Regions from separate parts of the Mus musculus genome. Here regions 2, 3, 4, 5, 6 and 7 are each linked to region 1. A link is a loop called in an ENCODE intact Hi-C map of the cell type or tissue named here. Cell type or tissue: left cerebral cortex. All regions are shown on one strand. Region 1 overlaps Agbl4 (ATP/GTP binding protein-like 4). Region 2 overlaps Agbl4 (ATP/GTP binding protein-like 4). Region 3 overlaps Agbl4 (ATP/GTP binding protein-like 4). Region 4 overlaps Agbl4 (ATP/GTP binding protein-like 4). Region 5 overlaps Agbl4 (ATP/GTP binding protein-like 4). Region 6 has its middle 72 kb from the start of Dmrta2os. Region 7 holds the start of Bend5 (BEN domain containing 5).

Region 1 (4,000 bases):
CCCATGAGCATCTCTTCTCAAACTTCCTTGTCCCCAGGGTGCTCTCTTTAGCCATTCAACTTTGATATGCTATAACAAAAACCGCTTGAAGCATTCTCTACTGGTTGATTCTGACTTCTCAGGGGTCTACAAGCAAGTTTGTGTCTCTTTGAGGCTTTCTCAGTAACACATCCCTGCTTTCCTGCCAGCTCATAACTCATTCCAGTTGACTTCAAGCAAACAACGCAACTCCAAGATGTCACTGATCTATGTAGCAAGCATGAGTTCTCACACTGAAATAAAATACAGACTCACACATGCCAGGAAGGGGGAGTGCTGGAGCCAGATGGCCTCTTTCCCTGAATGTGGAATCTAGAAGAGGGAAAGTTGGCTCAAACTGCCCTTGCCCAAGTCAACCTGCATGGCCTGGAACTCTGCTCATGCAGGAGAGAAGGATATAGTAGTCCTTTTTCTTCTGTAAGTTTCATGATAGACACAAGTAGTGAAGAAAAAAAGAAGCCTATTTATCCAAAAAGTTTTAATTCCTTTGTAAGCTCTATTACTAAATGGTATCTCTGTGCTTGGGATTAACTGGAGAAGAATGAGAAGGAAAACCTGGCAAGAGGCAGACACACCTGGGTATGTGTCCTGGCTCTTGTGTCTAGTTTTGTATAACTGACTGTTTCTGGTTACAAACTTCAGAATCCTAAAAAAGATCAAGAGAGGCTTCAAGTAGAATGCAACCAGGTGCTGTACTTGTGGGTTCCCTTTTCTGGTGTCGAATACTCTCAGAATCCCTGGGCTCCAGAACCTGGGCTCAAGGACAGAGTCAGAATTCAAAGGAACCACGTTTTAAACTGCACTGTCACATTGCAACTTCCCCCTGCCCGTGTGAATCTTCCTCGATAGATGGGAAACATTTTATAGGCTCAGAACTACTATTCATCTTTAGGTCTCTCTCTCCACACTGCAGAGGCACTCTCAGTGAGCACTTGCTGAGCTCAGTGAACTAATCGCCAAATCCACAGCATCCTTGCAACCCCTACATCCCCTACGCCTGTGTTTATGCTGTTCTCTCTGCCAGTGCGGTTAGAACTTCTCATGTTCTCCATGGAGCTCCTGTACACTAATCCCCAAACCTAACGCACTCCTCTCCTTTCTTTGGCAGAATAAATATTTTCTGCTTTGTTCTTCCATTGCACCTTGCAAAACTGATCTCTCGTATCATTCTGTTTTGTCTTTTTCTGTGTCTATATATCACGTCACTGATGACAGGGCTCTGCCATTTCATCTCTATGCCTCCAGCGCCCAGAACAAAACCTGGGAAGGACTGATGTCATTTAGTTTAACTGATTCAACTATTCTGTTATGCCCTCTGCAATGACCCTGTTAAGTAGGAACTCATCATTATGGAGAGTAAGCAGTTCCTTCTTCCCCATGGCTTTTCCTCTGCCATGCCTTTGAGGCTTCTCATTTTTATAGTTTTGCTCTGCCATTCTCCAGCTAGCAACAAAGTCTATCTTTTCTGATAGTGCTTCCCATCTCCACCTCTTTCCGACCCGACCCGACCCGTAGCTTCTATTGTCTGTATCGCCTCTGTGATGATGAAGTGTCATCTGCAGATAAACCCTATTATCCTACAATTGACTATGTGTGCACCACCTAGTGGCATAATCTGGTAAGTGTCATCTGTTTATGTTCTAAATAGCACTTCAGACAGGATTGCAAAATCCATGGTCTAAATGCAAATGAAAACAAAAGCATATGTTTCAGAATGACTGCCTAACAGCTTTCAGCAAAGAAATGGAATAGTCAAGTAATTAGGTTAGAATTTTTCAAAAGTAAAAAATAATAAACGAAAGTGAGAAACGTCATTACTAGAGTAACTAGAGTAATGATCACTGGAAACTGCCGATGGGAAACTATTGCATTTGTAAACGAGGGGCACCTGACTTCCTTTCTACTTGTTACTTGGCTTGCCTCTTGAATGCCTCTTCTTCTGTCAGGCCTTTCTTGACCTGACAAGTCTATGCTGGATTTTACCTGAGGCCCCACAGGAGCAACATTACAATACGTTCCCACGGCTTCTTGACTTCTCTCTCAAGGGGCTTGCCTAGCACCTGACTAATAGAAGAAACCCAACAGAGATCTTCTGGTCACTCATTACCCTCTTTGACAGAACCTCACTCAGTAGGTCACCAGATGAGCTCCTGAGGGTTGGATATCACTCTTCCAAAAGACATATTAGTTACAAACAATTTTGTTTTTGTTTTTGTTTTTGTCAACTGCCTTCATACTTCCCCTCAAATCCCTTTCTTTATAAGCCCCAGGAATGTTGGAACTGAGCCTCAGAGAATTTGGCCTTCTTCATCTGGATGGGGTGATTGTGAGGCTGTGGTTAAAAATGGACTTTTCTTTTTGGTCACGACTGCACTGCAATTATCTCTTAGAATGAAAAGGGACGTAGTGTTCTTGGAGCTCAGGGCTGGTTTTGTGTGGGGGTTCTGTGTGGCAGAGGAGAATAGTCACTGATTGTGTGTTCAGTGTTGCTTTCTGTTTTCACGCAGGATAGCTATTTGAGGAACAGCCAGTCTGTCACAGCAGAGACGGGAGACAATTTAGACAAGAGCACCAGCAAGTCCCGAGCGTTCTCCTGTCACTGCAGAAGCCAGCCATTCTGCGGAGGACCTCGGGATTTACATCTCCAGAAGGAGCGCAGGACCATAGGCGGGCAGGCACACATTCGGCTTCAAGCCTCAGGTTCCTCTCTTTCCAACAATCCGACTTCCCTTTTCTTTCCCAGCCCTAGGCTCCTACTAGGCATCTGGACTTTTAATATCCCCTTCATGGAGAACAGTTCACCTGGCACCGACCTTTCGAAACTCACAGTTTTTAATGTCTCTTAACCTAGTCTAGCCTCCTCACTGGGCAAACAACTGATCATTTTAAAGTTAAATCTGCTCTGCTCTTTGAATAATTTAATGAACCTAATTGCATTTTTCATAAAGACTACTTTATAAGCTTGGCTTTCAAGGAAGAATTTTCAAAAAAAAAAAAAAGCAGCTCAAATTAAGCCAATAGAAGAGAGACAAATATTGTATATTTTCCCTCACTTGTGCTTTCTGGGTTTTATATAGGTAAGTAAAATTATCTATCTATCTATCTATCTATCTATCTATCTATCTATCTATCTATCTATGTATTTATGTATCTATCACTTGAAAGTAGAAGTAAACCTAGGAGACAAAGCAGACAAATGGGTGGAGGATAGAGGTGGGGAGGGGAGGGATGGTATAAAAATATGTTTAACATACACTACATACAAGTGTGGATGCTAAAAGAAAAAGAAAAAAAAAGAATTTGAACAGAGGTACCTTGCATGGGTAGATAAGGTGACTCCCAGAAGCCACAGGCTATTAAATGACAATCCCAGAGCCAAAGCTAGTCTACTTCCTTATAAATTGTTGGCCAGAGAGGTCTGTGAAGATCTCCAAACAACACAGGGTATTTATTTCTACTGTTCTTGGTTACCTAACAGAACTAGATTGTAAGACCCTGCCTGAAGACACCATATATTTTGGTTGGTTATGGACAAAGAGAAATCAAGCCACCATTATGTTGGCTAGCTTTCATAGTACCAGAATGTGTTGTGCAGGGTGCTAGGAGGAGATTTTTACTAGCAGACTTACTCAGCCATGGACCCTGCATGCCACACCACTGACCTGACAGCAGCATGAGGCACCAATTGGCACAAATGGTGGAATGACTGTTATGGGATTGATAAACTGCTCTCTGATTAGATTTGAGGCCTGCTCTAAAGGAGAAAGTTCATGTCTATTACTATAAACCTAACAAAAGCCCATGTCTAGGCCCTGGTGGGAAGTCATTTCTATTGTTTTTGTAAATATACATAATATCTTGTCAAGCTACATTCTAAATGTTTACCTCTGTGGTCAGCAGAATTTCTTTTTTTTTTCTTTTTTTTTTTAATTAGGTATTTTCCTCGTTTACATTTTCAATG
Region 2 (4,000 bases), 170 kb before region 1:
TTCCTAGATCAAGTTGTGGGTACCACTACTTGGTGACTTGATAGGCAGGTACCAAAGCCCTCAGTATAATACAGGCAGGCTCTTGCCATTCCTCCTAGTTGCCCACCAGAACTAAATTCCCAGACCCTATTGCTGAGATAGCTCACACATTTGTGGAAAGGTACAGAGAAACCAAGCTTGAACTGTGCTAGAAGCCTCCCTTGTGACTAGCTCACATGCTAACTTGACAAGCAAAATGAATCCATTGATGTAATTATAATGGCCTGACTATTGTGGGATCAACAAACTGCTTTCTGTTTTGATTTGAGCCCTTTTCCATAGGAAAGAATTCATCCTTGTGCTGAAAACATGCTCAAAAATTTAGAGGTGATATGCCATAGAGGAGAACTTACTGCTGTTTTTGTTGATGATGATGTTGCTGTTTTATTTTGTTTTATCTAAATTGACATGGTGCAAAATGGCCTTGTAAATATTTTTATGTTTTCACCTACAGAGAAATGCTCAGCCTTAATCAGAGAAACTACTCTTTGCTGTGAGTTCACAGACTCATGGCTGTTCAAGATGATAAGAATAAGTGATCATTGAATACTTAGCCTTAAACATGACATTTATTCTACCCCCTGTAAGGTTCAGGGAACATCCCAGATGGGGGCCAGAAAGAATATGAAAACCAGAATATAGGGAGAAGTGCTGTGAGATATTATGTCCAGAGCATGACACAGCCATGGTAATCATGACCTTACAACAGCTCCGTCCATCTTTCTGAGTCTCCACAAGACTGGGTATGTCAACAGTTAATCGTGGATGGGAAGAAGCTCATGAGGCCATACTACTTGCTAAACTATCTGCTGTTGTGTATGCTAGAGGAGAGGCAGTCACTACCTTCAGTTGTATCACTGGTGAGCCCACCAGGCTTTAGTGTAGTTCCAAGATCATGGTCACAAAGATGACAATGGTGGGCCATAAAACAAAGACAAAAGACAGGAATGTGGAAAAGCAACTGAGAGTAGGGAGCATTGACAGGGGTGGGAAGGGAATAAGAGTGCATTGAGATAAGATTAAAGAGAATACATCATATATATATATATATATATATATATATATGTATATGTATATATATATATATATATATATATATATATATATACAGAATAGATCATATATATGTGTATGTATAATGTATACATGTATGTACATGTATGAAATAGCCAAGAATGAGGAGCTTAACGATGGATCAAATAAAGAATTTTCTAGTCCAGTTGTTATTCCCTTCTTAATGAAAGCCTGAGGGGGGTGGGGAAGAGAAGAGGAATTGGAAATACAGCAGGAAGGAGCTGAGACACCCAGGACCAAATTCCTGGTACTACAGCACAGCTGCAGTCACAGAAAGATGGGCGATTTCAGAAAGAATAAAGCAAAACCCAGGCCAGTCCAATTAGTGATGAGCTTCAAGAGGCTCTGGCAGACTCCAGAACCAATATGGGGGTGGCATGCTGCAAAGCTTGGAAGTCTGCCATCCCAGCCTCCCACTGGGATGTTCAGGTAACGCTGAGGGAGTTGGAAAGGCTTTGCATGGTTGTCTGTCAAGTCACCCACATGGAGAGCATCACAGTAGACAGGAGAAGTCTGGGAAAGGCAGCGTGGGCTGGCCACCCACCCATGAAACCATAAGGGGAACAAATACTGTTTACCAACACAACCATCACCCTCTCCCCAGGGAGAAATGTATCCAAGGGACAGCTCTACCCATGACATTGACACTAGGCAGGTCAGGACTTGAGCTGCAGTTACTATATAACTGACCCCAAAAGCCTCAAAAGGTTATTTGGGCTGTGAAACATGCTGGTGTCTGTTACAGTGCTCAGCACAGGTAGACATCAGACACAGGTTAGTGACTACCTCCTTGGATTTGCTTCCTCCTCTTCTCTATTCCTCTTTGCTTTGCATGCAGGGAAAGAGGCTAGGGAGGATTGTAGTGCTCTTGCCAGGAAGTCCTCTAAACTCTGAGTAACAGCTGATGCTCTTGATATATTTCCTGCAAGCCAGGACTGTTAGAGGTCTTACCTCCACTTGCTTATATCATCCCTGTAGCCCTGATAGGTGTGAATCTCATTAACGTGTCTGTGATCACAGAGCTGATGAAAGGAAGAACCAAGGCCAGGTAGCTTCAGGATTCACACTACCAAACACCACCCAGCAGAGATACCAAACGCACCTATTCCTTCTCGTGGTTGTAGCTCCTTGCTTCTCTGATTCTTCCATTTAATCTTTCTATTAGCTCATCTGGCCCAGGGCTAAGTAGAGGTTAGATGCATGTATTAATTATTTTTCTTGTCTTTGCAATAAAATACCAGGAAGTAGTGTGTGGGGGGGATTATTTTGATTCATAGTTTGAGACTGGACAGTCCACTGCGGAGGGGAAGGCACAGCACCGGAGGCTGTGTGCAGAACTTAGCAGTGGGAATGTGGGAGCTGATTCATGATGACATCAATCAGGGAGCAGAGAGGGCTAGAGGCAGGATTAAACTCCAGTGGTAGCCCACGAGGCCATCCCTTACTAGATGAGTGTGGTTTACGTTTTTTTAACGTTTTAACTGTCTGTACAAATTAATTCCTTTCAAGTGTCCTTTTCCTCAATCATAAAACTGGTTGGCCATCATGCCTTTCTCCAAAGACTGCCTTTGTCAAATTCTTTGCCTCGTGTCTAAGAAGAGTGAGAAACATGGACAATAGGGTGCAGGGCAGATGGAACTTTAATAAGGAAAACCAAAAAAGAACTGAGAGCAGTGGGAGGAGTGCCATGGAAGGGTCAGGTCCGTGCTGCCATGCTGTGCCTGGTGGCCTTTATGGACCTGATTGAGAAAACTGACAGAAGTTGGGATAATCATTATTGACATGGGTCATATTTTAGCACATCACAGACCAAGTCAGTGAGGAATCTGTGTGCCCATGCCTGCCTCATGACCCAGCTGTAGAGGTGAGCACTGGTACTCATCCTGTCGGTGGAGCATAATACTCTATATAACCAGCCTCTGGTCTGCTATGAGTTTGACTTCTGGGAGATAACTCCTGTCTCACCAGCACTTTACACAGTAGGGGTTTGAGGGTTGTTGATGGGAGGTGGTCCTTTCCTTTCACATCCTCCCTTCTGCAGCATCATCTTGCATTGCCCATTCAACCAATATCCACCAGTTAACACTCTGTGCCAGGCATTAGGACCCCAATGGAGATCATGATGATAAAGATGTCTGTCATCTCTCAGTTTCTCTCAAAACTCCCCTGACCCTTATTTGGACCCCATAATGCCATCCTACATACACCATTTGTCCCATCACTTCATAGACTGTCCTGTCTCTATGGCTTGTTAATCTGAACAAATCTCACTTGGTTCTTCTTGCCTCTCTCTAGCTGCAGCTCTTCTCCACCTGATTCGATCATCTCCATTCAACAATTACACCACCAAAGATTTAGAAGGAAAGAGACTATTCTTCTCAGAGCCCATGATTATGTCACTTGCAGACTACAGAACTCTATGGCGGCATGTCACCAAGATTCTACACTTCCCCGTTCTTGACCTAGAGAAAATCCCCTGCTATAAGTTGCCCATGTTAATTCTCCCACATTCCCAGAGATACGGGGAGCCCTGGGATTTTTTTTTCCAATTGCATTCTCTGAGCTGCTAAGAAATGCCCACATCAGACTAATCACCTTCTAAACAAATGGTATAGACAGACAGGGTGGGGGCTGACCTGGCTGCACAAGCTGCTGTTTTCAATTTAGAGGCCATGCATTATTTACACTGCCATTATTCCCCTCGATTTGACTTCACGCTTTAGCCCTAATTTCAGTATAATCAAAACCAATGAATATTTAATCAGAATTGCTTCCAGAAATTGAGTAATGCCATTAACATAATGGCCCCCAACTTCAAAGCTGCTTTCCTTCAAATGCCTCTGACCTACACCTTTCCACATGGCCCTCCAGGTACCCAACTATATTT
Region 3 (4,000 bases), 320 kb before region 1:
TCCTTCCTTCCTTCTCTCTCTCTCTCTCTCTCTCTCTCTCTCTCTCTCTCTCTCTCTCTCTCTCCCTTCCTTGGTGATATTATTATAGTTGGTTTTCTGCTCTCTGAGCAGTGCTGGGTCCCAACTTTGCATCTAGAGTGCCCTAGGTTGCATGGGTGCTTTGCCTCTGGGCTACTGCTTAGCCTGGTTGAGAAAACTGTATCTTACTCCATAGCTGAAGCAAAGAAAAATAGCACAATCAATGTGGATATGAAATTTTGATGGACCTTAGCATTGGTCACTTCCAAGGCCTTTGGGTACACAGACTGCTGATAAACCAGAGGGCTAATCCCAGATGGCACGTGTGCTGTGTGTAACAAGCAGACATGAACCACTACTCTCAGGAGACCTATGGAGAAAGCAGCTACCTTAGACCCCAGCCTAGCACACATGCTCAAAGTGACTAACCACTTCTAGAAAAACTGTGAGGAAAGTACACTAGGAATCCCATTAGGAAGTAAACTCATCATTACAAACAACCAGACTCCTAATTAGCAATGTCTGTAGACAGTTTCCGTGAAAAAGGTAACACTTATGGGTCCCAAGGATTGGGATGTAGGTGTTTTTAGACATCATTATTCAGCAACTAATTTGCTCTGAGTTCATCTGCTTAATAAGAGCCAAGGATGAAGACTCTGGGGAGCATCAGGAGAAACATCCACTTCCTTGTCTCCATGATTCAGCTTCCTGAATAATCTCTGGGCCTTTGGTTTCTTCCATTATTGATGAGAATGTTGCTCCTACAGTCCCTAATCTTGTGACTTCTTGACCTTCAATTTTATATTGATTCTCTGACATCTATAGGGCGAGACCCACATTCTCAAATCTGACTTTCATGGCTTTCCATTAAAATAGTTTGTGTGTATTTAGAATGTAGGTTTAGAAAGCATAGCCTTTCATCCTTCTGTGTATTGAGCTGTGTGACAAGGGACAAGCTACATCTCCAAGCTTAAGTTTTCTCATCTGTTAAATGGATAATGCTGTCCACACCCAAGGATAACCTGCTGAAAAAAAAATTACATATTCAATTGTGGCATGCAGTAGTTTTTTAACTTGTCACTATACTTTATGAAAGTGCCACTTCCAAGAGAGTGTGAACTCTTTAAGAACAGGGCTTTGTCAAGTTCAAATTTGTCTCTAGAGATAATGATCACATGGTTGGCTTATTAACAGAAGCAGGGAGAAAGAATGAAACACAGAACTCCAGGGTAAGGGGAAGAAAGAGGAGGGGAAGAGGGGTTGAAGAAATCCTTTTTCAAAAGTCTCCTCTCTGGACATCCAGGAGAAGACTCCCTAAGTTGTTTCCATCTTGTGTGCCTAAGTCTCTTCTCCAATAAAATTTGCTTTAGGCTGTACCAGATGACCTAGTTCTAACCTCCACACTCTGTTCTGTCCAGGGACCTGAGATGTCATTTTTGCCCAAGCAGACAAGAACAGTCATAATAGACTTGGAGGAAGGTGGCTGCTGCTACTGTATTAGGAAAGGCAGAGAGAAGTCAGGTAGAGGTTGCCTGGACCAGAACAGGTGTGTATCTGAGCTCAGGCATGACTTTGCAGAGGTTTTTGGACTTCAGAAGACATTAGGCAGGTTGGAATTATTCACTAGTCTTGAATCACTGGTTCATTTAGCTGACATCTATCAGGCATTTCCTGCCTGCTAAACCATTTACACACTACAGACTATATTTACATAGAGTGAACAAAGCAGAGAAGGCTCTGGGTTGATCATCTTACAGTTCGGACACTACTGACACTTGAAGCTGGATGCTTCTGTGCTGTGGGACTGTCCTGAACATGGTAAGGTGTTCAGCAACATCCCTGGCCTCTCCCACTAGATGTCAGCAGTGCTCACTCATTGTGAAAACCAAAGCTGTCCTTAAATATTACCCAGGATTCTCCAGTGGATGTGTGTGTGATTGTGTGTGTGTGTGTGTGTGTGTGTGTGTGTGTGTGTGTGTGTAGGTGTTTGGGGGTGGGGGTAGCCTAACTCCTGGGTAAGAATCACTGGCTTACGGGCTGCAGAATATCTTATCTTGTGGACAAGCTACAAGTGAAACGGGAGAAGTGAGCAACAGCTTCCCTGTGCAGAACCTTAGCTTCTCGAGCTGGGACAACTGGTTCCTGAGTGGACTGTTACATGCTGTGCCACATGAGATAGCCCTGTAGGAATGCTAGCTCAGTCCTTGTAACTTTGTCTTTGCAGAGGGGGCCTCCTTCCAGCTCCAGCATTGCTCAATCTCTTTGATACCTGTCCCTTCTCTATTCGCCTGGGCTCCTAGTATTTATTGTTCATCTGTCTATTTGAGACCCACTTCTCACTCTAGTTGGACATTATCTATGCCCTCCTGTTCCAACATTCTGACATGCCTTGCTTCTACTCCAAGCACCAGCCACTTCCCAGCAGTGTTTCCTTTTTCCCAATTGACTAGAAAATTGACTGTAAATTTGGCTCCCTAAATCCACTGTGGCTGCCCAGCTGGGCCCTGGTCCAGGGATGTCTGGGGCTGCGGTGCCAACCCAGCCTGAGGGGCTCTGTTGCTTTGAGAGATGCTCAGGCACTGCTTGTCTCACGGGTATTTTTAGAAGTTTCAACTGATACTAGTTGAATTAAGACTAAAGACCAATGTCAATGTCTGTGCAGCAGCATTGGGGAAGGGAGAGGGGCAGGGAAGAGAGGGGTGAGAAGCCTGAGGAACATGGAAGGAACCTGGCTTCTCTCCTGTCTGGCTTTATTTGCTGAAGCTTGACTCATGCAGGTCAAGTCTCCTCTGTGCATGTCAGTTTTCTAAGAAATAAAATCAAAAGAGGGACTGATACTAATTTCTAAAAAGTTTTCAGCTCAGATGCACTACCTGATCCCCTGGGTCACGAGTTTCTGCCTAGGGCCAGTTTCTGTACCCTTTGATACTGCAGACAAAATAATCCTTCCAAATGTCAAGAACTTATGCTCTGGACCTATAGGTGTAGATCACTGAATATATCACCATCTTCCACAAAATGCTTCTTCTTGTCACTTCCTTATTTAAGATTTCTTTTTGTGTGTCTGTGTTGGGGTATGTGTAGTTTGTGCAGGTGCCCCTGGAAGCCAGGAGAGGACATTGAATCTCCTGGAGGTGGTTGTAGGCTGCCCAGGGTGCATGCTGAGAACTAAACTAAGGTCCCCTGGAAGATCAGCAAGTACCCTTAGGAGCTGAACCATTTCACTAGCCCCTCTTAGCACTTTTGACCCCTTTCCTCTCTCAGATTCTGCCTCTGCTTGGACTAGGAAGGATCTAATGCAGGGGGTGAAATCAAGCTACATGTAGTACTGGAGGAATCCTAGGTAGACTCTATTTCAAGCCACAAAGGGCCTGATAACCCAATTCACTGCAGGAGTCACAGAGCAGTTCAGAAAAGATGGCTTCTGACTGGGCGCCTACACCAAGGTCCTAGCGATTCTGTAACTGAGGATTGGTGGACGCCCCAAACCTTGTGCTCATACTTTAAGGTCCGCTGAAGGGTTTGCTTGAGGATGGGCTATAGAGTGCTGTATCTTTTTAGGAGACCACTCTCTTTTGCTGTGTCTTCACTCCTGACTGGGATTGAGTCTGCAGATCTCACAGGCATTTGTGGAATGGCAAAATACTGAGTCGAGTTCTGTGAGTCTCAGCCTGCACTAACATTGGATAATACTGACACACCTCTTCTCGGCTTTAGTTTTTCCATTTATATAACAGGGGTGACATGGGTTTATTTCAAAGTTTCGCCATAAGATATTACAAGAGCTGATTATTGGCTACTTAATGCCTGCTATCCCAGCTTTGGGGCATCTTCTCCACAAAAGCTAGAAATGATTCCATCCCTAGAAAGGTTGGAGGTTAGGCTTAAAATTAAGATTTTTAGGATCCTCCTGGCTCTGATATTTTAAGACTTTCCCACTCTACTTTTTTTTCTATTCTCTGAAACTTGAAATTTAAGAGAT
Region 4 (4,000 bases), 300 kb before region 1:
TAAAAAGCCACGATTGGGTGAAAAACTCTCAGCTACTTAGGAATAAACAAACAAGGGGAGGCAGTAGTCTCGAAGTAGGGGTCTATTTGACCAGAGCTGGGGGTCTATTGACTCTCCAGGGACAGTGGGGGTTCCAGTGTAGAGGAAGTTTGGGGCCAGGCAGGCCAAGTCCCTCAGGTACTCTGTATGGGAGAGTAGGTACTGTTGGGTCATAGGTTCTGGCTCTGCCCCCACCCCCACCCCCACAAGTATGAAAGCTCAATAAGGGAATGGAATACCTTCTTTCCTGAAAGAAGGTAGTGACTGCTTCAAATGGCTACCTTGAGAACTAAGCCAATAGAATGCTTAGCACAGAGAGACAAAACACAACTTTCCAGGCACCTTCCCTATGCCATAAATATTTCCTTCCCACAATCCCAGGGGGCAGAGGGAGCCTCTTGCACATGACTTTTACTAAAATGCTTCTCCAAAGGCAAGAGAGCTTGGGATATTGTGGTTTGCCCTCAGCATACTGAGTAGACTCAAACTGCAGTCAATTTTTGTATGGGAAAACTCAAGAGTAGAGGTCTCTTTGCTTTAAGACTGGTTGTCCATGGTGGTGAAGACAAGTCTCTGCCCAGGACACCAGATGACCTCTCGGCATCTCTCTAACCTTCTGGGAGCCCCAGTGATCACAGAGTACTGTGCAGCCTGGGAAGAGCCATCAACCCTTCCTAGAAGCCAGTCAGGGCATGAAGTACTTATATCAACTCATTTTCTTCTCACAAAGACCCTGGGAGGTTTGTATTATTATCTCTATTCAGGAGGCTCAAGCCCAAAGAGGCCACAGTAAGTTGTCTAGAGCTACACAGGTTTAGAAATGAAACCAGACCCATGTCATTTTAGAGCCAGCATTTCTAACTGCCTGGCCCTATGCCACTTGCTGACCCTGCTTTTCTCCGCATCTGTGCTGAAATATATGACAATCTTTGAGGACAGCTAGAAGGATACTGTCTAGACATGCTTGCATTATCCTTGTGTCTGGTTAGGCCACAGGCAGCTGGATGCTCAGACTGTGTTTTAGGACCGAGTCCTTGGCTCTCATGAAGGATCACTGTGAAAGATACCCATGTCTCATGTGATCCATAGGCTGCCCTCTGCTGAAGGAGTACTCATGAACCAGAGGCCAGAGCCCACTCTCCTGGGCTTCCAACATGAATCTCTCAGACAAATGTCTTCTTAGGAGTTCGGTGCTGGGAAACATTCCTTGTTTCTTTGTGGTACTACATGCTTTTGCTTCAATTTGCCACAAGTCATAAATAAATTAGCAAATACATTCAAGTCACACTGGTGGGTGTCCTGTGGGGCCTTAGAACATGACTCCTTCCTTACCATAAAACTTCCTTGTAAGATGCACTATGAATAGAGACTCCTTGACGTCAGATACCCTTCAGCTGACTATACCTTACCTCGGCTCAGAGTCCCTTATCAGTGCTTAGACAAGAAGACCCATGTCTTTCCTAGGGGAGACAGAGGAGAGAATAGAGCACAGAAGGAAGTTCCTTCAAAGTGAAGGAGAAGTCTACAGTTTCCTGAAAGACTCAAAACAATGATATTTGATTCTGAATTGTAGTGCCAAGAAAAAAAAAAGGAGGGGGAGGGAAGCTTGGAGGGGGTTTTGAAAAGAGGACAAGAATAGCAGAAGGCCTGCCAGGTGATATGGCTGAAAGGGAGATGAACAATATCGTAGGGACTGCGTGCCACACTCAGGACACATGACTTCATTGACCCCTCAGTCAGGTACAGAGTCAGAGCACTAAGTAACCTTCTGAAGTCATCTCAATGGAGTGCTCTGGGTCTAAATGTGATATGAATACAAAGCACTAAGTACAAGGTAAGAGGGAAAAGAACATAAGAAAGAACTGAAGTCATGGGAAGGGGGAAGGGGGCTGAGTAGGGTTGAAGATGAGGGAGTGAACAAGGTGAGGGAAGGATGCAGACAGCCACACATGAAACATACATGTGTCTAAGAAAGCACCAAATAGATGAACAGACAAAGGTAATGGAGAAGAGGAAGAGAGAGTCAAAGGGATGGCCGGTAGGGGATAACGCTCATGCTAAGACCTAAGAGAAGTCAGGAAGTGCAAGCCTCCCTCTTCCAGATCCCCAAAGATAGCTGGGAGCTGGTGGTGGTGAGGGCAGAGCTCAGGCGGTAGCCTAGACAAAGGAAGGGGTTGTCTTCAGTCTTCTGGTGGGAAAAAAACTGGCTCTCTATGGTAGCCATGCACCCCAGGGCCAGGAGGGGGCGCTTCAACCTCAGGCAACTGCAAGGAAGCTGCTGCTAGAGTCTTCAGGTGTCTCTGTGAGCCAGGAGGGAAGGAGCCAAGCCAGGAGTGAGAAGCCAGATCTCACCAAACCCCCAATAGTTCTAAGGGTTCCTAGCCCTATGGCTAGCACTTCTCCCATGCCATCAGATCAGTGGACATGAGTTTGACACTGAAATTATTTGGGTCCTCCCTGGCTGTCCTCATGCCATCAAGAACCACCTCTGGGCCTGTCCCTGTCTCCATCTCTTCCAGATGGCTTTCTGTTCGAATGGGTAGAATGCCTCCCTCTTCACCCTGCATGCACCCCGACCCCCACCAAAAATCTCTCCCTTTGTGAGTGGAACACTTTCAGACCCACCTCTCCCCTACGCATTTGATCTGCACAACCTCATGTACTAGCTAAATCAGAGAGAACTGAAAACAGAGGGAGGCATCAGTGGTCTGTGGTCACGTGACCAAATAACCCCCAGCACTTCCCAGTCACTGAATTCTATTAGGCAAATCCAGGTCTCTTAACTCTCATCCCTGTTTTTTCAATTCCAGATTAGGGAGAGAGTGGGTTCCACACATGTGTATAACTGAGACCAAATGTGAAATCTCAGCCACCCCGAACTCCAGCCTCAGCCAAGCTCCAGCACTGTCTTAATGCTGACACTGATTACACTGTGACTTTGTCCTCATGAAATAATTTATTTAATTTAAAAAACAAACAAACAAACAAAAAGCTGTGCTGGTGAGAACAGATTTGGAAGTCTAATCCCAGCGAAATAACTGAGTACTCCAAACACATAGCTAAGAAGACTACTATTTCAAAACCACAAGAGCCCCCTAAGAATCTCAGAGACACCTGGTCCAAGCACATTGCCTCTAGTCTGATAGCCCAGAAATGAATAACTTGATTTCACCTAATACATTACTTGGTTAGAAAGAGTAACAATCGTGGTGCAATTTACTGAGTGCCTACTACGTTCTTGGCAATTGAACAGGCACTGGAGTATATTTCCCAGTGTTTGCATCTACTCAAAACACCCCTGTGAGGTAAGTATTAGAATGACATCATGGCAGATTAGCTGACAGAGAATCAATGCAACCAAGTCATTGGAGCCACACCACTGGTAAAAAGCAAAACCAGGATTTGCATCCGATCCAGCCTGGCTGGGGAAGGTGCTTTCTTCCTTACCCTGTTATTTAACATGCCAGCTGTGAGCTACAGTTCTGCTATAAGCTTCATCACTTTGTGTCTTCTCTTCAAAGACCATATTTTAGTGGGGTGATTAGAGGACGAGAACATGGGGAAGAAGCCCTATTAACCCAAGGCAAATCTGTGTAGACTGAGAGCTCTGGTCCTGAGCCTCCTCAGAGTTCCCTCCAGCTCCCTCCCTCTTTGGAGACACATCAACAAGCCAATCACGGCCATAGCCCAGCTAAAGGCCCTTGTCTCAGACAGAGCTGGCAGCTGCCTCCTCTTATTGGCAGCACATTTATCATCTTGAGGAAAATATTGACGGAAAGAAACCCTAGCCAGGCAATGTGTCTCTGCCGGGTGTGCAGCCTGGGGTGAGACGTGGTGTTGATTCTGAGGTTGTTCTATGGAGAACAGCTGGTGCTCCAGGAGTCTGACAAATTCCTAAGAAGGACTATGTCCAGCACTTAGTAGATGTCTAACAAATGTGAGTTAGATCCAAATTCAACTC
Region 5 (4,000 bases), 310 kb after region 1:
TTCTGACATTTCACGAATAAGAGTTCCTCTCCGAGCAAGCCAAATTAAGCATGGCCTGGTTCTAGGTTTCTTTGGAACAATGATTTGAATTAATTTTGTTTTTATAGCTCAAAGAAAATCTGTGTGTTACTCATAAAACCAGCAGTCTGTGAGCCAAATGGGATGAGAAAGGGAAGATCTCTTAGGGCCATGCCAAATTCTTCCTACTTCCCTTCCTCCCATTTAGGAAATAACCAAGAACGTATCTTTGATGGGACAGCAATGTGTGTCCACAATAAGGGCAGCTGTGATTAAGCTCCTCACCCTACAGAATTTATCTTAAATTACTCTAATTACTAGCTATTTGGTTTCAAGTACATATAACAATCTGTGATGCTGGAGAAGCCAATCTGGTAGTAGGCAGAAGTGAGATAGCATTGCTCAAAAGGAAAGTCATACTGACTGAAGAGGAAACATCATCTACAAAGAGAATGAAAACCATCAGAATGCTTAATTGGAAGACAAGCTAATCACTGAAAGCATGGACTAACAAGTCAGAGAAATGACAGTTTTGCAAACATGGCTCTGAGGTTCTCTTGTGGCTATGTATAAAGGAAGGAGAGAGGCCAGTGTTTAGGAGAAATCAAGATAGGCTTGCTTTAACTACTCAAAAATATAGATATAGAAGTAATATTCAATTAAGAAAATCAGGCAATGGAGAAAGCTATAAAGGGATATAGCAATAGAAGAGTGCTTCCAATACCTAGGCTCCACCCTTCACAGGACCACACCAGTGGTCAGGGTGCTTGTTATTGGTCAGTTGGTTGATTTGTATCTTTGGTTAACTTGTCACTGAAATCCTGTATATTTTTTTTCCAGGTCACCCTTAAAGGAAGGAAGTTTAAGATGAGGTCACAGAAATGCAGATTAGGAATAGGAAATTGTTTCCTCTTAAATGTTTTCTCATGTTCTTAAATTTCTTCTACATTTCTGCCTACTTTTTTTTTCAATTCAGACCTTGACACATCTTATAAGCTTTTTTTTTCTTTTTTATGGTGTTTAACTTATTTATTTTGATCTTTAAAATTGATCTCATAGTTAGCATGCAATATAATGGGTTCAATTGTAAATTTTTTTTATAGCTTTGGCTGTCCTAGAACTCACTCTATAGACCAGGCTGCCTTCAAACTCATAAAGATCCACCTGCCTCTGCATCTGGAGTGCTGTGACTGTAGATGCAAGCAGAACCACTGTCCAGCAATTAGGATAATTTTATACACACACACACACACACACACACACACACACACACACACACACACATAATTACTTTATGCTTTTATTCCCTCCGAGGCTCCACTTTTCCTCTTGCTTGTCTTATTCCTCTGCTTTCATGGCATATGTATTTCTCTGCCCTCTCTTATTTCTCCCTTTTGACATCTTCCTTTATTCTTACAGTTCTCTTTCTACTTTTATTACACTTTACAATATGTGAACACATATTTAAATTTGGATTCTACATGAGAGAAAGCATGCTATATCCATGAGTCAGCTTTACATCCTTTAACAACCTCTCATTCCACACATTTCCTGAATGTGCCATGATCTCATTTTTCTTTACAGTTAAATAAAATTCTATTGTGTATATCTACCACATTTTCCATGTAAACTCATTTCTTTTTTGATGAGTAAGATGAGTAGTTCCATGTCTTGATTATTGTGGATAATGCAGCAGGTAACAAAGAGTAAGGATATCTGTGGTGTGGTGTGCTGACCTGAGCTTGTTCAGTGATATATACAGGCATTATACAATTATACAAATAATGGCTAGGACATATGGTACTTCTGATTTGAGTTTATATGAGGAATCTCTATATTGCTTTCCATAGTACCTGGATCAATTTCTGTTCCATATACAATGTGTGACAGTTCTCTATTCCCAGTATCCTTTCAAGCATCTGTTGTCATTTGTTCTTCTTCTTATTTTTTTTACTTTTATTTTTATTTTATTTTATTTTATTTTTAATATTTTTATTAGGTATTTCCTCATTTACATTTCCAATGCTATCCAAAAAGTCCCCCATTCCCTCCCCCCCCACTCCCCTACCCACCCACTCCCACTTTTTGGCCCTGGCGTTCCCCTGTACTGGGGCATATAAAGTTTGCATGACCAATGGGCCTCTCTTTCCAGTGATGGCCAAATAGGCCATCTTTGATACATATGCAGCTAGAGTCAAGATCTCCGGGGTACTGCTTAGTTCATATTGTTGTTCCACCTATAGGGTTGCAGTTCCCTTTAGCTCCTTGGGTACTTTCTCTAGCTCCTCCATTGGGGGTCCTGTGATCCATCCAATAGCTGACTGTGAGCATCCACTTCTGTGTTTGCTAGGCCCCAGCATAGTCACACAAGAGACAGCTATATCAGGGTCCTTTCAGCAAAATCTTGCTAGTGTATGCAATGGTGTCAGTGTTTGGAGGCTGATTATAGGATGGATCCCTGGATATGGCAGTCTCAAGATGGTCCATTCTTTTGTCTCAGCTCAAAACTTTGTCTCTGTAATTCCTTCCATGGGTGCTTTGTTCCCAATTCTAAGAAGGGGCAAAGTGTCCACACTTTGGTCTTCGTTCGTCTTGAGTTTCATGTGTTTCACAAATTGTATCTTATATCTTGGGTATTCTAAGTTTCTGGGCTAATATCCACTTATCAGTGAGAACATATCATTTGAGTTCTTTTGTGATTGGGTTACCTCATTCAGTATGATGCCCTCCAGGTCCAACCATTTGCCTAGGAATTTCATAAATTCATTCTTTTCAATATCTGAGTAGTACTCCATTGTGTAAATGTACCACATTTTCTGTATCCACTCCTCTGTTGAGGGGCATCTGGGTTCTTTCCAGCTTCTGGCTATTATAAATAAGGCTGCTATGAACATAGTGGAGCATGTGTCCTTCTTACCGGTTAGAACATCTTCTGGATATATGCCCAGGAGAGGTATTGTGGGATCCTCCAGTAGTACTATGTCCAATTTTCTGAGGAACCACCAGACTGATTTCCAGAGTGGTTGTACAAGTTTGCAATCCCACCAACAATGGAGGAGTGTTCCTCTTTCTCCACATCCTCGCCAGCATCTGCTGTCACCTGAATTTTTGATCTTAGCCATTCTGACTGGTGTGAGGTGGAATCTCAGGGTTGTTTTGATTTGCATTTCCCTGATGATTAAGGATGCTGAACATTTTTTTCAGGTGCTTCTCAGCCATTCAGTATTCCTCAGGTGAGAATTCTTTGTTTAGCTCTGGCCCCATTTTTTAATGGGGTTATTTGATTTTCTGGAGTCCACCTTCTTGAGTTCTTTATATATATTGGATATTAGTCCCCTATCTGATTTAGGATAGGCAAAGATCCTTTCCCAATCTGTTGGTGGCCTTTTTGTCTTATTGACGGTGTCTTTTGCCTTACAGCAGCTTTGCAGTTTCATGAGGTCCCATTTGTCAATTCTCAATCTTACAGCACAAGCCATTGCTGTTCTATTCAGGAAATTTTCCCCTGTGCCCATATCTTGGAGGCTTTTCCCCACTTTCTCCTCTATAAGTTTCAGTGTCTCTGGTTTTATGTGGAGTTCCTTGATCCACTTTGATTTGACCTTTGTACAAGGAGATAGGAATGGATCAATTCGCATTCTTCTACATGATAACCACCAGTTGTGCCAGCACCATTTGTTGAAAATGCTGTCTTTTTTCCACTGGATGGTTTTTGCTCCCTTGTCAAAGATCAAGTGACCATAGGTGTGTGGGTTCCATTTGTTTCTTCACAACAGCCATTCTACCTTCAGAACACTTGTTTGTCTGTGGTAATACTCCCTTCTTTTTTCAGCTCCTGTACATCAATTTCACCTGAGAACTGGGATGTGTAATCAGGTCACAATCTTACCATCCATGTTGCCCTTTCACCTGTTCTAATGTTTGTGCAAGTTTGGAACCTGGTGCTCAAGTTGAGGCAATGAATGGTCCTAAGAGTGTAGAA
Region 6 (4,000 bases), 1.3 Mb after region 1:
AGAACTGCAGGTGAGTGATGCTAAGCCATCTCTCCAGCCCCTGCAGTGGTTTACAGAAAGGAAGCTGAAGCACAGAGAGAGGCTTGATTGTGAATTAGAGAGATAATAAGCTAGGACAGAACTGTGATTTATACCAAGGTAGATAGGTTCTAAAATCTGCTTCACAGCCACACCCATCCTCCCCCTGCTGGAGAAATGGAGCAGTCCCAAAGAGACCTTCCCTTGTTCTGGGAGGTGAGGTTGGGGGCAAATTTGAGGCCAGTCTGGGCAACAGAACAAGACTCTGTCTAGGGAGGGAGGCTAGCTCGATGAAGAGTTCTTCCTGATATTTAAGCATCCTCCTAACAAGAAGGCCAGCCCCTTCCTGGTTTAGCGAATGAGAATCGACCCTGCCTGATGTCACACACCATCCAATGCCAGTCAAGTTTTGCACCCTTGTCCTTAACTATGGACAAAAGCCAAGGACAGGGACTGGAGAGAAGGCTCAAATGGTCCAGTGGTTAAGAATGCATACTGACTGCGCTTGCTAAGGATCCAAGTCCTGTTCCAAGCACTCACACTGGGTGACTCTCAACTGCCTGTAACTCCAGCTCTTGGGAAATGCAACACCTCTGACTTCAATCATGCATGTGTATACACACACACATGTACTCACTCACTCACACACACACACACACTTAAATATAAACTTCTTTTTAAAAAAATGCCAAGAACTGCTACAGATTAGAGATGCTCCAGCATGAGAAGGGGCACAAAGCCAGGCAGAATTCCATAAACCAAACACACAACTGGGAAAGTGGAGAAGACGGAGGGAGAATCAGGAACATCTCCAGAAAGATAAAGAGGCTGTGACGGTGTTGGATGGGGTTGAGAAGAACAAAATAATCAGAGTTCTTAGAAAACTGGGATGTGATAGTCAGAAGTCACTAGGACAAAAATTCAAGGGATAAATTGGAGTAGACATTGAAAGCCAAGGTGAAGGGAAACGGAAGACAAAGGAAGCCAAGAGATCAATCCTAGAGGCCAGAGACAGACTTGGGAGCTTCAGGAAGCAAGCAGAAAGATTATGAAAGGAAAAAAAAAAAGTCTCACAGAACTGAAGGAGACGTGTGTGTATTTATATTGAAGAGGGGCCACTCAGGACCAGACACATAATGACAGAAGCCATCAAACTATATGCATTGTCCAATTCCGAACATAAATGATGTCCTCGGGTGTCAAGAGAGGTTATACACAAAAGGGAACATGACTCTGAAGGCACGCAGCCTCTCTGCCTCAGCTCTAAGTGTGCAAGAGGAGAGCCGGGCAGAGCATCCTGTCCTGCAGGGGAATGATTTCAACCATCAATCATCCAGGCAGAAGACAAATAAATCCACAGACTAGAATTCCCGGCTCCTGCCCCACTGCGGAACCAGGGGGTGGAGGCGGCAGGGAGGGGGGAAGGGGCCCAGAGAGAGAACCAAAAATCAAGGACACAAGAAAAAAGTCCGGAAGAAACCCACGGGACTGCCGGGAGGGGAACCCCTTCCTATAAAGGGGGAGACTTTGTAAACCCTGGCAGGGTTGTTGTGGAGTAATTCTGATAGAGCTTTGGGGAAGACAAAAAGCTACATTTTCTTGCTAGAAATGCTGATCATTGAGTTACCTAATAATAGTGCACCAGATACCCTGGGTAGGCTGGGCCTGCAGAGCAGCTAATTCCTTACTTACTCCAGCAGGAAGACAATAGATAATGTTTAATGTTGGTAAATTAGGAAATAGCAGTCTAAGCATGTTATTTTGAAGTATGTAGGGAAAAAAAAAAAAACAGAAAACAAGGGTGAAAAAACGGCTAAAATGGTTGCAACTGAGCGGATGGATTGGGCGAGGCAGGGATGACAATCACTCAATGAAAGCCTTCCTGCTTGGGCTTTGCATTTCCTGAAGCATTTTCACGTGCAGTATCTATCTCATAGGCACCTTCAAGAATTCCCGTCGCAGGAGAAAGAAATAAAAGGCCAGGAGGGACCATGACCTCTCAAGGTCACAGGTGAAGCCCAGACTACCAGCGCTAGCTCGGCCCCCACCCCCTCTGCGTTCCCGCACCGGTCGAAACAATTGGAGATCGGTTAAAGGCCAGCCAGGGTGTCGGACAGCGTGCCCTGTCCCTCGATTCCTCAGACCGTGTCGCCGACCTCGGCCCGCAGCGTGAGTGTGGGCGCGGCCTGAGTTCGCTGGGCCACTGCCCTGCGCCGACCGCCGCCGACCGCCGTCCGCCCTCTGTCCTTGGGAGGACACGCAGGGAAGCCTCGCGCAGTGCAGCAGCGCCCCCTGCAGGTCATCGAGCTCTGAGCTTCCAGCTGGCCCCAAACGCTCCGGGAATGGACCCTGACATGCTCCTCCCTGGCCCCTGCCTCGCACAGGGGCTGGGACCACCCCCTGGCCGCCTGTGAACCAGGGCAGACAGTGACAAAAGAGGTATCTTCCCCACAACTGCAAAATGTGTCGTTCAGCCAGACCCCTTCAGAGGACCAGTGCTGCGGCTAAAGATGGTGACAAACACCCGAAGATCTCAAAGCATGTGTAGCATGTGTAGGACACTGGCATCCACACCCTCCCAGAGCCCTGGATCTCATGATTTCTAGCGCCCTTCAAACTGCCCTCTTAAGAGTGTATGCTCCAGAAACAAGGGAAGAAAAATGAAAGGTCTTTGCCTCATAGCCCGGAACCCCCTGGATGACCTTGACCTTGGTCTAGTCTATGGGCATATCACCTCCAAGGGTCTTTGACTCCCCCAGTGTGGCCTATGTTCCTCGTGCTTATCAAATACTTCAACCGTGGCCATGACTGACCTCTACCGGCAAAATGAGTCACTACACCGGGGACCAGCCCCTAGGCCTGAGAGACCCCCTGTGGATCCAGCCCACAGGTTAGAGAGCCACGCTCTGTATTTACATGGAGAAAAATCTCCTTAGAGAGCAGCAGGACGAAAAGAAACCTAACAATCTTTTCAGCTTCGTTTTTCAAAGGAAGAGAGAGCCCTGCAGAGCTTCCTAGAAAAAGCCAGGTCTTCACGTAGGTTTTAGCAAGCTCAGCAGTGTTGAGATTAACAAGCAAGACCCCAGGAGTCCAACTATCTGGCTCTGAGTACCAACTTTGTCTCTCTTAGATTCTTTGAGTTTCATCAAATTACTAAAATTCTGTCTCAACTTTTGCTGCTATAAGTTAAGCTGATAATAGATAATTCACAGACACTTAGTGCCTGCGAATTAATTAACTACATAGCCATTCTATGAAGTAGGTAGTTACCAGGTAACAGTGAGGAACAGAAATGCCACACAAGAAGTAAGTCACACAAAGACGAAGGTACAAGCCTTCTGAATCCCTGCTTTTACTTGTCACAATAGGCTGGGATGCTACCAAGACCCCAGTTGTTAGACCCCAAGACCCCAGAGTCCTGGAGACTCTCTGGGCTGATGCGTGCAAAGTATTTAGAGTGGAGGGAGGAACGCAAGATGCTTTCGACTGTGTCTTTAATTGAGATGAGCACAAAATATCTGCTGCTATGCCCTCTGTGTGCCAGATACTGACTTGGCAACTTGGCTTCAGTAGTGAGCATCCAGGCCTACCATTGTAGGACTCAGGATTCAAGGTGCCAGGTAGTCCTGTTGGAAGGCCACCCCCTTGCAGCAAGTGCAGGCACATCACCAAGAGGGTAGGAACACCTCCACCCTGGGAGAGGAAGGCAGAACAGTTGTTTCTGGGGATGCTGGCCAGGCAGAGGTGAGATGGGATGGGGAAGGGGCCCCTAGGGCAGCCGTTCACCACACTTTGCCTTCTCACAAATTCTTTCTTTTATTATGTTTTTAATGTTATTAGAACTATGTCAGTTACACACACACACACACACACACACACACACACACACACATCTTCCTCCTTCTAGCTCATCCCAGGTACTCTCGGAATAGCAAATGGAGACCATCTTGGAAACCCACAAATGGATGCAACGCAGAGGTCA
Region 7 (4,000 bases), 87 kb before region 1:
ACTTACAGCCCTGTGCCTCCAGGACCTGTCTAGGAGGTGATAAGTACTTAACCTTTCAAAAAGAGGACCATGTGGTGTTGATCTATTCCAAATCTTTTGGCCCTTTATTCTAGTAAGCCTACTTTCTAGAGGTATTTATTAAAAAGGAATCAGTCACCAGGCTGAGATACACTGACAGCTTGTCCAGGGATCTTGGACAAGTCACTTTGATTCATGCTAGGTTCATTTTTAGGCTAAAGGAGAGGAAACATAGGTCCCTGGAAAAAGTAGGAAAAGTGTCAAAACCATGAAATCTTTGCAATGTCTTCATTCAGCTCCTAATCTCCGGGTTGTCTTCCAGGTGGAAGGTGACAGTCTCTGCCTACTCAATCAAAGGCAGCACTCTTACCAGCAGCAGCTACATCTCTGCTCTCCAGCCTTGAAGTGGTAACTTCCTTTTCCCCACTTGGTGTGCACCCAAGCCTTCTACAAGTGGATCAGAAAGAAGGCCAAATGTTTCTGCTTGAAGAGGAACCTATGTCTCAGCGTGATACAGCATAGTACAGGAGGCCGAAAGGCTTGTCCTGTTAACAAACTGAATCTATCTTTACCCATTAACCAAGAGACCACCTGCCTGCCTGTCAGCCTGTCTCCTTTCCCTCTTCCCCACCCCCAGGTGTGATCAGAGTTAGGAGGTCAGGCCCTCACCTGAACTAGAAACTGTTTGTACCATCTTTCTCTCAAGGAGCCTTCTGGGAGATGCATAAAGTGGGGTGGAGATGAGGCTACCTAAGGCCCTTCACCTCCTCACCTGTGCCCCTTGGGCAGTACACTGAGGTTTGGTCTCCTTGTCCTAATGATGGCCCAGATGGAACAGTGTCAGAGATTCCTTCTGTGAAAAAGGGCCCCCATCAAAAGGACCTAACACTGCTTCTTGCTCCAAGGAGACGCCAAGGGCCTTAAAGGGAGAGAGGGAGGTACAGTTTTCGAAACTTAAGATGGAAAGCAACACAGAGGGAAGTAACTGAGAGAGGTGAAGGTGAGAGATGGGAGAGATGACAGCTAGAGTAGGCAGCTAGAGAAGCAGAAAATGAAGAGCCAAGGGGAATACAAAAGAGTCAGAAAGAAGAGAGCAGAGTAGAGAAAGCTGACTGACAGCAAGGCGCAGGAGTGTCAGAGAAGCAAGGAAGACAAAGGGGACCCTCAGGTCTTTTTAACTGGTTTGGCCTCTTAGAGACACCTGGTACCCAAAAGAAAGCCCAAGGAGTCGGAACGGGAGGCAAGAGCAAGCGGTGGCTCCCTGGCCCCAGCCGCCCGGCCTCTCCCGGAACCAGCCCCAGGTCCGCCCGGTCCCAACGCCCCTCCCGGCCCGCTCGCTCACCTGCCAGCGCCAGGATCTGGGCCTTGTGGAGCAACAGCGCGCCCCAGTCCCGAGGGGCACGCGGGGGACTCTCGGGCTCGGCGCCCAGCTCCTCCGGGCCCCGGTACACCGCGTACACCTTCTGGTTGTCAAAATCCAGTCGCGAGCGGGGACTGAAGTCGCGCACGCACGACACGGGCAGCGCGTAGCAGACGTTGTCCTCCAGGAACCGCACAAAGGCGTACATGGTGGGCGCCGGGGGCGGGCCCGGGCGCCGGTCAGCCCGTGGGGCGGTGCGGAGGTGGGGACCCCTAGAGGGGCGTGAGCCGCAGCCGGGCCGGGGGCGGGGAGGCTCCCCGGGGCCCCGGCTCCCCCCACTGTTATTGTTCCTGAAAGCCCCGCTCTGCCAATCGGCTGCTCTCGCCTGGGCGCGGAAAAGGGAGGGGAGTGGAGAGAGCCGGGCGAGGGGCGGATGAGGGGGTTTTGAAGCACACCGCCACTTGCGAAGTCAGACCCGAGCAATCACAGCCGGAGTGCGATTGCAGTAAGGTGGGGAAAGAGCATATATGATAGTAGCGTTAGAGGATAGGAGGAGCGCTGCTAAAAGTCGCTTTCGGGCGGATTCAATAGTTTAGTGTTTCGAATTTAGCTAAGCGCCTCCGTTCCTTCAGTCCACCCTCCAAACCCATTTCCCCCTTTTCTCTTTCTTTTGCAAAATTGCCAGCACCTGCTGTGAGGGTCAGTGAGCCAGAAACATTCCCCTAGAGCTGCCAAACCAGTTTTTGGCCAGAACTAGAGTAATCTGAGGTTTCCAGTTGAACCAGCTGCTGGGATACCAGAGGGTTAGACCAGGGCTGTTTTTATCCTAAGGGAGCAGCGGCACCCCTCTTCCCTGTGGTCTTTCTCCATTGAGGAATCGCCTCCACTACTTGTTGATTCTGGGCTGGAACAGTTGGAATGAAACAAGGATGGAGGGCTCTAGGGAGCCAGAGCAGAGGCCGGACTTTCTGGAGTCAGTTGAGTTCAGGAGCCAAACTGGGCAGAACAGCAGTCCCTTCTCTGTTTCCAAAATCACAGATGAGAACCTGGAAAGGTTGGTTCCTGCAGACAAACCACACCTTCCAGAGAAAGAAGGCTGAGAGTTGTACTTGTTCTGTATTGTATGCTTACAGGGAAACTGAGCTATTTATATTCCAATTGTCTAGCTCAATACCAGGGTATTTGTCAGAGAGAGATTGGTGAATTTTGGGGGAAGGATAAACAGAATTTCACATACATCCATTCTTCCACTTATTCTTTTATTCAAGTAACTAATATTTTTCTGAGCACACACTCCATGTTATATTGTAGGCTTGGTGGTCTATAGAAAGAATAGATACCTAGGACCTTGTAGTATTTACTAAAGTATTAGAACTTGAATCTCAGTTGGATCCTATGTCAATATTAAATTACTGTCTGAATAACCCATTTTTTCTGCTACTTGTAATCTTTCATTCTAGTCTGAGAGCATTAAGAAAGCTTAATAATGAGGTTATAGTGAGAAAAGTATTCTCATAAAGGCATGCATAAAGGAGGTGGTAGATTTAACGAAATGCTATGTTTTTAAAAACTCATTTAAATAAATTTAACCTGTAACAAAACAAGTGCACTGAAATGTTTATTATGATTCTGAGTTTCTTGCATAGGTGAGAGATTTTGTTTTCTCTTGTACTCTTTATGCTCATATTCCACATACACACATTCTTGTTGCTAGTCCTCACAATAATAATAAAAGGCATTTAACCATTTTAAACTTTAGGCACTGTGCTCACATTCCAAATCAGCTATACTCATGATAGAGATAAAGCCAAACTCCCAAATTCACTTCATTGTGATTTGAGGAGTACTTTATACTGTTGAACTCCACACAGCTCTCAAAGCCTGAGTAGCAGGTCAGATAAAGTTCCCTTAAAGCAATCCATTGGTTATATCCAGTCAACTGAATAGGTCTTCAAGCCATCCTGATGAATAATTTCATCCTCACTTATCCGATGACTCTGAGGTGTTCTGGAAAATATGTTCCCCTGATTATTATTTATTTTTGACTATGGATTATTTTAGAAATACATCACTTTGGTGGTCAAGGGAATTTAATGAGAAGTAAGATTCTGGTAGCTCATAAGATGAGGCATGCAAAGTTGGCCATATTTAATGACAATCCATGAGACTGCAGACCACATTTTCAAAAATAACTTCAGGTAGCACTCTAGCACATCTCTGCATCTAAGTGAGGGTCACCCCAAAATATCAATTTCATTTTTCATCACTTTCCTGGACACAGCCCACTCCAGAGTCTGCATCAATTATTTAGCATTTCCCAACCTAGCATGACCACAGCCTTGTGCTGGCTTCTTACCCTCATCCTAGGAAGTTCTTCTTTACTGAGTGCATGGCCACCTCAGCTATCCCTGAAAACCAAGTCAAATGCCTTCTCTTTCCCCAGTTCCCTACACTGTTCAAGAACCAACCAGGCACCTTCCAATTTTATCCCAGCATGGTTGATTTCCTCACTGTGTCAGAGGTCAGAGAACTGTGACACTGCTCTATACTTTCACCCTCACAAACCGAGGAGTCCCTCAAACACTTTAAGGATCTCAGGTCTGGCCAAACTGGGATTTGTGG

What was found. Hi-C counts contacts between places; a loop is a spot of excess contacts. Peaks named below come from ENCODE experiments on the same cell type or tissue, not always from the same donor. Only the 100,000 strongest peaks of a DNase experiment are listed, where the experiment ranks them.
Region 2: a loop joins it to region 1, with 8 times the contacts of the local background. A loop is called at or near these places in 22 of 42 quality-filtered maps.
Region 3: a loop joins it to region 1, with 3 times the contacts of the local background. A loop is called at or near these places in 7 of 42 quality-filtered maps.
Region 4: it touches region 1 in a loop (9-fold over the local background); 30 of 42 quality-filtered maps call a loop at or near these places.
Region 5: a loop joins it to region 1, with 17 times the contacts of the local background. A loop is called at or near these places in 2 of 42 quality-filtered maps.
Region 6: it touches region 1 in a loop (4-fold over the local background); 5 of 42 quality-filtered maps call a loop at or near these places.
Region 7: a loop joins it to region 1, with 2.7 times the contacts of the local background. A loop is called at or near these places in 4 of 42 quality-filtered maps.

What each region holds. Positions count from the first base shown.
Region 1 is chr4:111,325,823-111,329,822 of GRCm38, reverse strand. The region is part of intron 5 of Agbl4 (ATP/GTP binding protein-like 4); the gene reads right to left. Among named protein-coding and RNA genes, the nearest start is that of Bend5, 87 kb to the left of the region's middle. In left cerebral cortex, a CTCF peak has its summit at 1,649 (motif pointing left); DNase peaks (open chromatin) are centred at 298, 1,652 and 2,519; H3K27ac peaks cover 1,860 bases.
Region 2 is chr4:111,496,505-111,500,504 of GRCm38, reverse strand. All of the region lies in intron 6 of Agbl4 (ATP/GTP binding protein-like 4), which reads right to left. Among named protein-coding and RNA genes, the nearest start is that of Bend5, 83 kb to the right of the region's middle. In left cerebral cortex, a CTCF peak has its summit at 1,514; DNase peaks (open chromatin) are centred at 1,537 and 1,954; H3K27ac peaks cover 361 bases.
Region 3 is chr4:111,643,839-111,647,838 of GRCm38, reverse strand. The region is part of intron 11 of Agbl4 (ATP/GTP binding protein-like 4); the gene reads right to left. Among named protein-coding and RNA genes, the nearest start is that of Spata6, 74 kb to the left of the region's middle. In left cerebral cortex, a CTCF peak has its summit at 1,856 (motif pointing right); DNase peaks (open chromatin) are centred at 1,881 and 2,492.
Region 4 is chr4:111,624,900-111,628,899 of GRCm38, reverse strand. The region is part of intron 11 of Agbl4 (ATP/GTP binding protein-like 4); the gene reads right to left. Among named protein-coding and RNA genes, the nearest start is that of Spata6, 93 kb to the left of the region's middle. In left cerebral cortex, a CTCF peak has its summit at 2,280 (motif pointing right); DNase peaks (open chromatin) are centred at 2,282, 3,511 and 3,744.
Region 5 is chr4:111,015,596-111,019,595 of GRCm38, reverse strand. The region is part of intron 4 of Agbl4 (ATP/GTP binding protein-like 4); the gene reads right to left. Among named protein-coding and RNA genes, the nearest start is that of Bend5, 400 kb to the left of the region's middle. In left cerebral cortex, no CTCF peak of the experiment used is centred here; DNase peaks (open chromatin) are centred at 9 and 1,526; H3K27ac peaks cover 1,319 bases.
Region 6 is chr4:110,049,387-110,053,386 of GRCm38, reverse strand. No RefSeq gene overlaps it. Among named protein-coding and RNA genes, the nearest start is that of Dmrta2os, 72 kb to the right of the region's middle. In left cerebral cortex, CTCF peaks have their summits at 181 (motif pointing left), 2,313 (motif pointing left) and 2,873 (motif pointing left); DNase peaks (open chromatin) are centred at 2,327 and 2,802; H3K4me3 peaks cover 987 bases; H3K27ac peaks cover 1,501 bases.
Region 7 is chr4:111,412,761-111,416,760 of GRCm38, reverse strand. The region is part of intron 6 of Agbl4 (ATP/GTP binding protein-like 4); the gene reads right to left. Bend5 (BEN domain containing 5) reads right to left here and starts at 1,755. Exons shown (of 6, transcript NM_026279.3): 1 at 1,361-1,755. The coding sequence starts at 1,586. In left cerebral cortex, no CTCF peak of the experiment used is centred here; DNase peaks (open chromatin) are centred at 1,006, 1,030, 1,563, 1,764 and 1 more place; H3K4me3 peaks cover 2,120 bases; H3K27ac peaks cover 1,665 bases.